Linked DNA regions of Mus musculus: region 1 is linked to region 2. The links are chromatin loops, found by intact Hi-C in ENCODE. Cell type or tissue: heart. All regions are shown on one strand. Links, peaks and the distances in the headings refer to the core of each region. The heading gives the core; the rest is flanking DNA. Region 1 has its middle 15 kb from the start of 1810073O08Rik. Region 2 overlaps Gm41642 (a long non-coding RNA gene).

Region 1 (5,377 bases), core at 130-5,129, 580 kb after region 2:
TGGGGCTCTCTACTCTCTACTCTCGCCATCCAGGTCTCATCCCATTTCTCTGTACATAAGGCATAGATGTTGTGAGTGAGCATCAGTTTGGAGCACAAAACACTGTCTTCTCTCTCCTCGAAGCAGGAATTGTGAAGATTCACCCTCCAGGCTGAGAGAAAGCATGACTAAGGAATAGTATTGAAAAACAACCCATTCCAACCATTGTGATGGTAAATTCTGTGTTTTCAATTGCAAGTCTTTAAGTTTTAAATTTTTTAATGAAAAGTTCTTTTCTTAAAAGAAAAATAATAATCAGTTCAAAGCCAGAGATAGTGGCACACATCTGGGATTCTAGCACTGAAAAGGCTGAGGCAGCAAAATGACAAGTTCCAGGCTAATCTGGGCTACACAGTGAGACCCTTTCAAAAAGAGAGACTGAAAGGGTAAGGGGTGGGTTTGGGGTTTTTGTTTTTTTTTTTTTCACTTCTAATATATCATTGGCCAACAAACTTTGGTTCATTTAATTTCTAACTAAAGCATGAATTTCCATGAATTTCCAACACAGTGCAGCCTATAGGATAGAATGCAACATATCCTATAATTCAAATTTTTCTAGAAGTCAAGCTTATAAAGTAGAAAGAAACTGATAAAAATCATTCAAACAACAAGTTTCCTTAACTCAAGATACGGTTTCTACATGACATGGTGGCGAACAATAATAATAAGCGATTTTTCTATTGTTCTTGCCTTCCTTTTCCCTGTTTTTAAAAAGCCACTGTAGGCAGATGCGGTGCTCTCTCTAGTGATCCCAGCATCTGGGAGGCTGAAATTCAGTGGGTCTAAGTCTGAGGCAAGCGATCCTGGGCTGCATATCAAGATCTTGTTGGAAACAAAAGAGAGAACACAGAACGAGAGAGGAGAGAAATGGAGGAGAAGAGAGAGAGAGAAGAGAGGGGAAGGAAAAGCAGAGATGCAGTTAAAAACAGGCACAGAGAAAGCAGGATGCAATTGAGAGTCTCCATCTCGTCTGGTACCAACAATGATCACTTAGAATCAGCCAAAACCACTGACTAGGGATAAGAAAGACCATAGAATTTATACACTCTGATTTTTTTTTTCAGGGATCAACCCCCTCTCCCAAAGAATGTACAAACAGAAAGGGGCTTGAGATGTTTCTCAGTGACAGGGCATCATCTCATAACAGGCCACCCTAGAGCTGGCGCTAGGGGTCACTAATTCAGATAGCCATTTAATGGCCAATTCTCTGCTGTTGGACCCTTTCCAGTCAGTTTTCAATTTAGACCAGGCCACCAGGACCACCATGTCAGTCAAGTATAAACCAAGAGCTATGTTTGAAAGCTGAGGCGCCCCTGTCGCTGGCTTGCTCAGGAAACCCAGGGAAGGCCTCCCATCCCTGCCTCATTCACTTAATGATGAGCATGAAAAAGAGACTCTACCCCATGATAAAGACGGAGGACGTTCCAAATAATCATACCAATAATAACTAAAGACCATGTGTTCACTGAACCTTGGGCACATCTCTCCCAGGAGTATCCATATTTCAGGTGATCAAAATACATGCCTGACAAGAGATCTCTGTATTCTCTGTATTGAAAGCTCAACTCTGCTGGCTGAAAATGAAATTTAAACTTTTTTGAAATGTAAGATTTGCTGACTAACTTATTTTACTTTGTCTACTTTATCTGGTTGTTCTGGGAACGGAAGCCTGAGGCGCTGTAGGTGCTAAGTGAGAGCTGCATTCCTAAGCCCACTTCACCTTGGAGCTCACCAAAGCTGCTCAGGGTGGCCTTGAACTCACTGTGTAGCCCAAGCAGCTCTTGAACTTGGGATCTTCCCGCCTCAGCACCTCACCTCACCTCACCCCACCCCACAAGTAGCCGAGCATTCCTCACCAACCCAGTTTCATTTCTACACATTCTTGCAAAACAGCAAGCCCCAGAACTGTCTGTCTCGGCCAGTTACAGTCAACAATCCCAGTTTAAGGAAGAAAGCCCGAGGTGTAATTAGAGCATCACGATGCAGTACTGCCACCTGTCGGCAGCCTCAATCCCAGCACGTTCCCCAGGAGGATACAATCAGCTTCTAGGACTGTTTCTTTCAAAATGTGCTCTCTGATCCACGTAGCTTGTTAAAAATGCACATTGCTGAGCCATGTAGGACCCGAGTCCACATGACAGACACCAAACAGCCACACTTAACTGAATGTCCCAAGTGATCTTTATGCACAGTAAACTCGAGAAAATGATCAATCTAAAGGACTTGTCTAATCGATGCAAGCTGAGAAAACTCAGAGGCAGCGAATGCTGGAGAACTCGTTTTCCCTGATGCTGAACAGAGCGAAGACTGCTATTTGTTGAGTCTGGTGGGATCCACAGAGTTGGTTTATGTAGAAATAACACCTTGTGCCTAGTACACAAAGCTAAAACAAACCTAAGTCCCATCTCCCTGTCTCTGTCTCTATGTCTCTTTCTGTCTCTGTCTCCTTGTCTTTGTCTCTCTCTGTCTGTCTCTGTCTCCCTGTCTCTGTCTCTTTCTATCTCTCTCTTTGTCTCTCTCCCTCTGTCTGCCTCTCTCTCTTTCTCTCTGATGACACCCCAAAACCCTGTCATCAGGTACCTGTAGCTCCCCTCCCTTGTCACCCCAGCCCAACTCTGTCCCCTTCACATCTGGATCCAGCCAGCTGCTTCAGAGCCCTCTCACTTCACCTCCATTCCTTGACCCTGCTGCTTTATAAACCTTGCAGTACTCACTACCCGTCAAGGTGACAGCTTGTCCCGTATCACCTTCCCAGAGGCCTCTCTGGGGAACCTTTTAGGCTAAACTAGGTTCTCCCCTCCTTGCTAACCACAAAAATTTGCTATATGCAACCACATTGCCTGATACACACATCCTGCCCACACGCATGACTGTAAACTCTTCACAGGCAGAAAGAGCTGTGTCTCCAAGAGTCCCCAACCTGGCAAAACCTCTACCTTGTAGCTAGCAGGCTTCCCTCAGCCTTTGTAGAATGAATATGTATTTTCAAAAACAACAAGAAATCTGTCTGATTTTTTTTCCCCAATGGTAAAGCGGTAAGACTGGGAGGGTGCAGGGAGAGGGCAGGAACAGAGCAACCTGGGAATGTCCTCACCACCTCCCAGGAAAGGAGCGATTTCCCCAGAGGACAGAGGCCTGTCACATCTTGCCCAGCTAATCTGACAGAAGCCAGCTGCAGTGGTTGTCCTGCCCTGGGGAAGACGTGCTGGGGCTGGGAACCACTTGCCACTGTTTGCCCCTGGGGACAGGGCCACAGGGGAACGGTAATTGACTTGTCTCCGAGATTTATTTATTAATTCCTAGCTGCACCATTTGATGTGGTTTCCAGGAGGCACGAGTTGAAATCTGTTCCCTGTCTTTACCCCACAACCCAGTGAAGCAATGGTCCCTAGGGAGCCCGGTAAACCTCAGGGCCAGCTCACCAGAGAGACTCCAGGCAGGCAGGGTCTAGACATGGTGCCCACCACACAGAAGGGCTGAGCTCCTGTGATGCTGCAGATTCTGATACTGGTAAGACTGAGTAAGAAACCTCAGGAGGATGCTTAGGAGGCCTGGATCTCCGTGGGATGTGTAACCGTGCTTTTGGGCTACTTTATTGGGTTCTTCTCTCTGCCATCCTTCTCCTCCCCCAATGCCCCCCACCCCCAGCCCTGGTAGAAGAAAGAAGCCTAGAAGGAAAGGGGGCATAGATTTCTTTAGACTACTTCCTGATGGTTAGGGGCATTGAGTTCTCAGGGGCAAGTCCAGTCTTTATAATCAGGATATGTGCAACCAGCAATTCAGAGGAACAGCAAAAGCAGCTTCAGGAACCAGCAATAGCAGGGAACAGCAGCAGCCACCGCTGCAGGCTCTGGCCCTTTTATAACCGCTCAAGAGTCTCCAGAATTCCAAACTTAAACTATCTCTCAGCTGATAGAATCAGGCCCTGCCAGAGCATGAGACAAAGCCTAGTCAGCCCCCATATCCCACGCCTGGGATTGAAACAAAAACATAGTCACATAACTGGGTTTTCGGAAAGAACAAAATTCTCACTACAGGGATGTCTCTAAGATGAAGCCCTCAGCCATCAGTGACTAGGAGGAACCAGTGACTAGGTAGGAAGCCCCAATGGACCAGGAGTGATGGAGCAGATGTGTTACCCCAGCACTGGGAGGCAGAAGCAGGAGGACCAGGATGACATAGCATAGGGTTAGCCTGGGCTACAGGAGACTCCACCTTAAGCTCGAGAATGTGTTTGCTTCTGCACATGCACCCACGCCCCAAGAAGGGCACCGAGGTTGTAACTCCATTGGCACAGTGATTTCTAGCATCCAGTGAACCCTGGCTCAGTCACGAGCATTAAACTGGACATAATGGGGCACCCTGGGCTACATGAGACTTTGCCATGGTGGCAATCAGAGGCTAGGAAGGTATTGTTAGAAGTAAGGGGTACTGGCTTGCCTGCTGTATGTCTTACCTGGTCACAGGCATCGTAGGTCACTGTAAGTGAACAACAGTGTTTATGCCCAAATGCCAGGTTGATGCCACTGCTCTGCTCCTTCCTGCAGGATCTGCACATCTCTGCCTGTTTCCTACAGTTAATATGAATGGGTTTGTAACCAGGGAAACAAAAGGAAGAGAGGGTGGAGAGTTGACCTAGACATGGGGCACACATGTAGGCTTGCGTTCTCCTGGTGGCACACGGCCGTGACCACACTCGAGTGAGCGAGTTGTGGTAGTGCCGGCCTGCATGCAGCGTGCTAGGTGCACATCGTTGATGGTGGGAGGCAAGGGCATTGCCCCTTAACTTTCTTATTTTCCTATCCCTTCTCTCAGGCTCTCCTTTCAGAAACTAAAATCTCTCACTTTCCTCTGGGGACTTTCTCTCCCTCTGCCCAGTGCTGTTCCCTGATTCTCTTTCTATGTCTAAAGACTCAAATATACTCTAGCCCACACCAGGAATCCTGAAAGTCTGTTTCTCCTTCCCACCCCTACAAAAAGATTCATACGCATACGCAAGCACACATGCGCGCACGCACACACACACACACACACACACACACACACACCAGACTTTGTGAGCCCCCTCTTGGAAAAGTCTTGTCTACTTCCATTCCTACACGTCTCTGCTCATGGGTACAGCAGGACCAAACCCAGATCTCCTTTCTCTGTGTGCCCTTTACTTTTGTCACAGACTCGGACCCATGCGGGGGGAGCCAGCAAGGTCCTTGTCTCAAGAGCGAAGTGCAACAGAACACCCCAAACCTCAACAGTCAATTCAAATATTTGAAGCAATATTTTTAAAATTCAAGATTAATTCCAAATATGCAGGATGAATAAGATGCCAAAACTTTAAATA
Region 2 (5,377 bases), core at 293-5,292:
TACTGGGGAGGGTAAGGCAAAAGTAAGCCCAGAAGTTTGGCACGAGCCCAGGTAGCAACACAGTGAGACTCTATCTCAGTATTTTTTTCGTTTTACTTACACATTTTTAATTCTGAAAATATATTTATTTTTATTTTAAGCATATGGCTCTTTTTACCTGCATATATGTCTGTGTCCCATATATGCCTACAGAGGCTAGAACAGGAATTTGATCCCCTGGAACTGGAGTTATTGTGAGCTACAACGTGGGTACTAGGAGTTTAATCTGTCTTCCGGAAGAGCAGAGGGAAAAAAAAAACCAAAAACCAAAAGTAATCATTTACATAAAATAAAAATAAATGCATTATATGCATGCATGAAAGTGCCATGATGAAACTCATTCTTATGGACAATTAATATATCTAGATTTAAAAAAATATATTTCTCAAGGCAGTGCCAGATGATCTGAGTCTCAAAACACTGGAAGAGTAAGTCAGCCCCAAAATTCTTTTGTATTACATGTTCATCGCAGATGAGGCTTGAAAGGCAGCCAGGGGGCCTCAGCACACCACCAGCATGGGAGTCTATTAAAGAGCCTGTGGGCTTTTGTTTGTTTTGTTTTTGTTTTTTCAAGACAGAATTTCTCTATGTAGCCCTGGCTGTCCTGGAACTCACTCTGTAGACCAGGCTGGGTTTGAACTCAGGAATCTGCCTGCCTCTGCCTCCCGAGTGCTGGGATTAAAGGTGTGGGCCACCAAGCCTGGATATAGGAAAGAGTGTTAAGCAAAGAAATGTGCATTTTTCACAATCACTAGTACAGACAAGGGTTCTCCAGGATCAGTTCTCAGTGTGCCTGAGTTCTGGCATCACTGTACATGCTGTCCGAAGCACATGTTCTCTGGCTGGGATGTAGCTCATGGGAGGAGTAGGAGTCAGGGAAACCATGATTAGAATATATTGTTAAAAAAAAAATCTATTTTCAATTAAAAAAGAAAGAAATGTCAAAATCACAGAGGCTACAAAGCCCCCCGTGGAGAGAGGGAATTTTCAGTGTCACAAATTAGACAGCAACAGCAAGCATGGCGTTGTCTAAAAATGTGATGATTCATCAGCCAGAAGGGAGTAAGAGGAATAAGGCCTTCCAGAATTTTCTCTCGCTTATGGTTCAGGTAGAGAATTTGGGAGGAAACACCGGCCAAGGAGAGGGAGAGAAAAAGAGAGAGAGAGAGAGAGAGAGAGAGAGAGAGAGAGAGAGAGAGAGAGAGAGAGAGAGAGAGAGAGAGATCCTTGTACAGGGGTCCAGACAGCAGGTCCTCAGATGGAAGCCCAGACAGCAAGCTCTGAAGACAGTGACTTCAGTACATCATCCCGTTCCTCTGCCACGCCAAGAGCTCAGGCCAGTCCACCTCTCCTACCTTAGAGAATGGTACCTACAGATGAACTCGAGAGAAGAAATGCTTTTGCTGTTGTTAGTTTTTTTAGTTTTTTGAGATAGGGTCTTACTATATACCTTTGCTGGCCTAGAATTTGCTATTTAGACCAGGCTGTCTTGGAACTCAGAGAGATCTACTTGCCTCTGCTTCCTGAGTGCTGGGATTAGAGGCATAGGCTACAGCCAGCCCTAAGAAGTGCGTGCGTGCGTGCGTGCGTGCGTGCGTGTGTGTGTGTGTGTGTGTGTGTGTGTAAGACATTATAATGTACATTATATATCTATATATATCTATATATGTCTATATATAGATATAGATAGATAGATAGATAGATAGATATTAGCTTTTTTTAAGTTCCAAAAAGATTTTCTGGAAATTGTCTTGCAGAAATATTTTTGTCCATTTCAAATATTTAAGCTTATATCTAAAATTACAGAGTTCACTGTCATGTTGAGGAGAACAGGTGAGAATCTTTTCCTTGAGAGAACTGCTTTTCTCTGAGAGGAAATAAAGTTGACCTTGGTGGGAGAAGAAGAAGAAGAAAGGGAAACAGATGGAGGAATGGCTGAGACCACCAGTCAAGTCAGGTCAGGGAACACCCAATAGGTCGGAGCCAAGAACTGCAAACTTCTCAGGACCCACTCACACAGATACGAGGAGCCAGCTTTCCTAGAGCTACCAAAGCACTACCCATGGGGAAAACGATTTGTCAGCACGAGAGTCCCCCCAGGAATGGCACCTGCCTATGACAGCCTTCGTTTCCAACAGTGCACAACACCTGGAGCTGAGGATACAGGCAATGCCCCATCACGTCTGCCTGGGTACAGCCAAAGGGAACAAGGGAGCCGGGCTCTTTTACAGAAGCCAACCTCCAGTGTTTTGGTTAAACCGCTGTAGGGATATTTCCAGGAGAAGGAGAGTCCTTTCCTCACTGTTTATATCAGCATAGAGGAGCTCATGTTTTCCCCCAGGTATGCTCAAGATTCTCTGCGGTTGTAATGAAAAGCAAAGATGTTCCTTTGCCACTAAGTCTGACAGAATACATTTCCTGACCGTCTTTGCTTTTCTGTTTTTGATTTAAAAAAAAAATCCCTGTGTATCACTTTCTGTTCTCTGTGCTTCTGGATCCCTTTAAGAGGCAGAGATGGTCTATAACCCCACTCTACACCTCTATGCCTGGTTAGGGCTAGGGCTCTAGCAAGCGTAGATGTCTATAGTGGACACTGTGGTGTGGTTCTGCGGTCAGGGTCAAGGAGCTTCAGACAGTCGCATTGTCTGCCGTAGCTCAGGGCTAGTCTAAGGACGACTGGATACAGAAATGTCGAGGCTCAGTCTTCATGCCCAGCCAGCTTGACAGCTCATAGCAGGATTGGCCCAGACCTCTGCAGCAAGTTCATCTCAGTTCAACTCTTTCCAGCTAGTTCTTTTTTCCCTCAAACCCTTACAAGGGTTGCTCTCAAGAGGAGTCTCTATCCACCCTCCCTCACACATGTCTCTGCCTGAGGTCTGTTTCCAGGGAAACCAACTAAGACCGTGTTTAATAAATATTTGTTGAAGAAATGAATGAAGGGACTTTTCCACAGTTCTCACGCTGAGCTGAAATATTGTGGAAAACATTTAACCTTTATTTGTATACTTAACATTTTATTTTGTCATCTCAGGCCTTACAAAGACAGATCTCACACTCAATCCATTCACCCGACCCCAAGGTCGCAGATGGCTAACGTGATGACAGTATCAATGCCCAGTTGTTGTGGTTATATTGTCACTTGACCACCAGATGGCAGAGGTGACACTTGGAAAGCCAATCTTTCTGACCCTGGGTCATCCATTCCAGGATTTAACATGAAACCCAAATTACCCATTTAGTACCATTAATTCCCAAGCCCTTGTAATTACGCCTTTGTTTCTCTTCATGCGGAAGAGTCGATGCTACAAACAGCCAGCGGTATTTGCATTTAGAAAAAGAGAAGCATGTGGAATGCACTAGAAAGAGCCCTTGCCTGAGCAGCAGAGTCCTTGCACACCTTTATCCGTCAACCAGATGAGAATTCCAGGGCTTTGTGGGCTTTGTTGATCTGTGATGAGGAAGGCTAAGTGCTTGGCTGAACTCCCTTTCAGCTCAGGCAGGCTCTGTGTGAGTAGGAGCACGTGGCCTCAGCCCCTCTTGTCTCTCTGAGGCACCCAGGAGTCTCTAACAAGGTCCCGATAATATACCCTTCAGCCAGCCTAAGGCAGACCCGGGGCCCCGGCACTGGTTCCTCCTCTGTGAGGCCCTTCCAAGTTTGTGGCTACTCTCAGAACACCACAAAAGTCCCCTCCATGCTGGGTCACACAGCACATTTTATTTCTTCCAGGAATCCTCATGTTGGTCCGTTTTTGCTTGTGCAGCTGTGACATGATGGCTTGGTAACTGCTCTTGAGTGACCTTTCACACCACTTTGTCTGAATGCCCCTCTATTCTCACACTCATGGTGGGTCAAGGGTAGGGGCTAGCCTCAGCAAACCCAGTGTGCTTGCTCTGTATAGTATTGCTTGAGTTGTGTCTTATTCCACATGGAGTCTGTGAGGCGAGGAAGTGGGCTGAGGGTAGACAGCCAGGTGAGAACTGGGTGGGGGTCAGTCTCGCTTGGAGACTGAGGCAAATGAAGTCTGTTGGCATTCTCTCACCCTAGGGAATATATGGGTCTTGCACTGATGCTGTAACAAATACCACCCTGTTTGTGGCTTAGAACAGCACATATGCATTGTTCTGGGAGGCCAAAGCATAAAATAGATCTTAATTATCAAGGTAGCATCTGAGTCAGCTGGTTGCTTTCTGAAGGATCCAGGGAGATTCTTTTTCTTGATTATTTATTTTTTATTTTTAATATTTTCAATTTGTTCTGACTGGTTTATCTGTTTGAGTGGTTTGCCTGCATGTATGCCTGTGTACCGTATGCATGACTGGTGACCAAGGGGGTAGTGGGTACCGATCCTCCATGTGGGTGCTGGAAAATGAACCCCATTCCTTTGCAACAACAAGGGCTCTGAAGCACTGAGCCAACCCTCCGGCCACCCGGACTTTTATTTTTTAACAGCATTGGATATGACATTCCTAGGTCCTGGGATTACCATATGATGACCTTTAGGGTCATGCAGTTTAGCCTAGTGAGAAAGATTATGGTCTAGGGTCAAAGGAGAATGAGACTACTTGTGTTTCAGAAATGATGATAGGGTTTTTCCATGTATAATATCATTTAATTATCACACCAATATATCAACAAAGGGTGTGTGTGTGTGTGTGTGTGTGTGTACAACCATCTTGATCCTACCCAGCCATCTTGCCAGCCCATTGCGCTTATTTAGTTATGGTCTTATTTGTTTACTGGAGACTGGGTCCTATGTAGCCCTGCTTACCCTGAACTCACTCTGCTTGAGAATGGTCTTGACCTCCTGGACTTCCTGTCTTACTCCCAAACAGGTCAGCCACTGTCCATGGCTTTCAGGCTTTTTTTTTTTTTTTTAATTGAAGGTCAACATTTTACTACTCAGTACCAAAGTTTCATGCTAAGGTGTTTTGTGTATGTGGATGTGTGCACATATGTGTGCACACATGCACGTGTGTGTGGAAGCCAAAGGACAACCTTGGATATCCATCCCCTCACCCCAGCACCATCCACCTTGTGACTTGGGACAAGGTCTCTTATTGGCCTAGAATTCAGGCCAATGAACACCAGCAATCCGTGTGCCTCCACCTCCCCAGTGCTGAGATTACAAGTGTGCTAGGGTTTTTTTTTTATTATTATTATTCAATCCTTTCACTTACTACCTAGGCAAATTGGTTTTTGATCTGCAAAATGGTAAGTGGCCAAGGGGTTTGTGTGGGAACGGAGATGACAAGTCTAAATGGGCAAGGGTGGTGCTCATGGTAAGTGCTCTACCGGTGTCTGGCTGTTATTGTCACTCTCTGCCAGCCCCATCTTTCC

What was found. Hi-C counts contacts between places; a loop is a spot of excess contacts. Peaks named below come from ENCODE experiments on the same cell type or tissue, not always from the same donor. Only the 100,000 strongest peaks of a DNase experiment are listed, where the experiment ranks them.
Region 1: a loop joins it to region 2, with 2.8 times the contacts of the local background. A loop is called at or near these places in 2 of 42 quality-filtered maps.

What each region holds. Positions count from the first base shown.
Region 1 is chr17:83,900,212-83,905,588 of GRCm38, reverse strand. No RefSeq gene overlaps it. Among named protein-coding and RNA genes, the nearest start is that of 1810073O08Rik, 15 kb to the left of the region's middle. In heart, for the core only: a CTCF peak has its summit at 2,042 (motif pointing left); DNase peaks (open chromatin) are centred at 1,948 and 3,358; H3K27ac peaks cover 1,770 bases; H3K27me3 peaks cover 291 bases.
Region 2 is chr17:84,478,495-84,483,871 of GRCm38, reverse strand. All of the region lies in intron 2 of Gm41642 (a long non-coding RNA gene), which reads left to right. Among named protein-coding and RNA genes, the nearest start is that of Thada, 15 kb to the right of the region's middle. In heart, for the core only: a CTCF peak has its summit at 3,183 (motif pointing right); no DNase peak of the experiment used is centred there.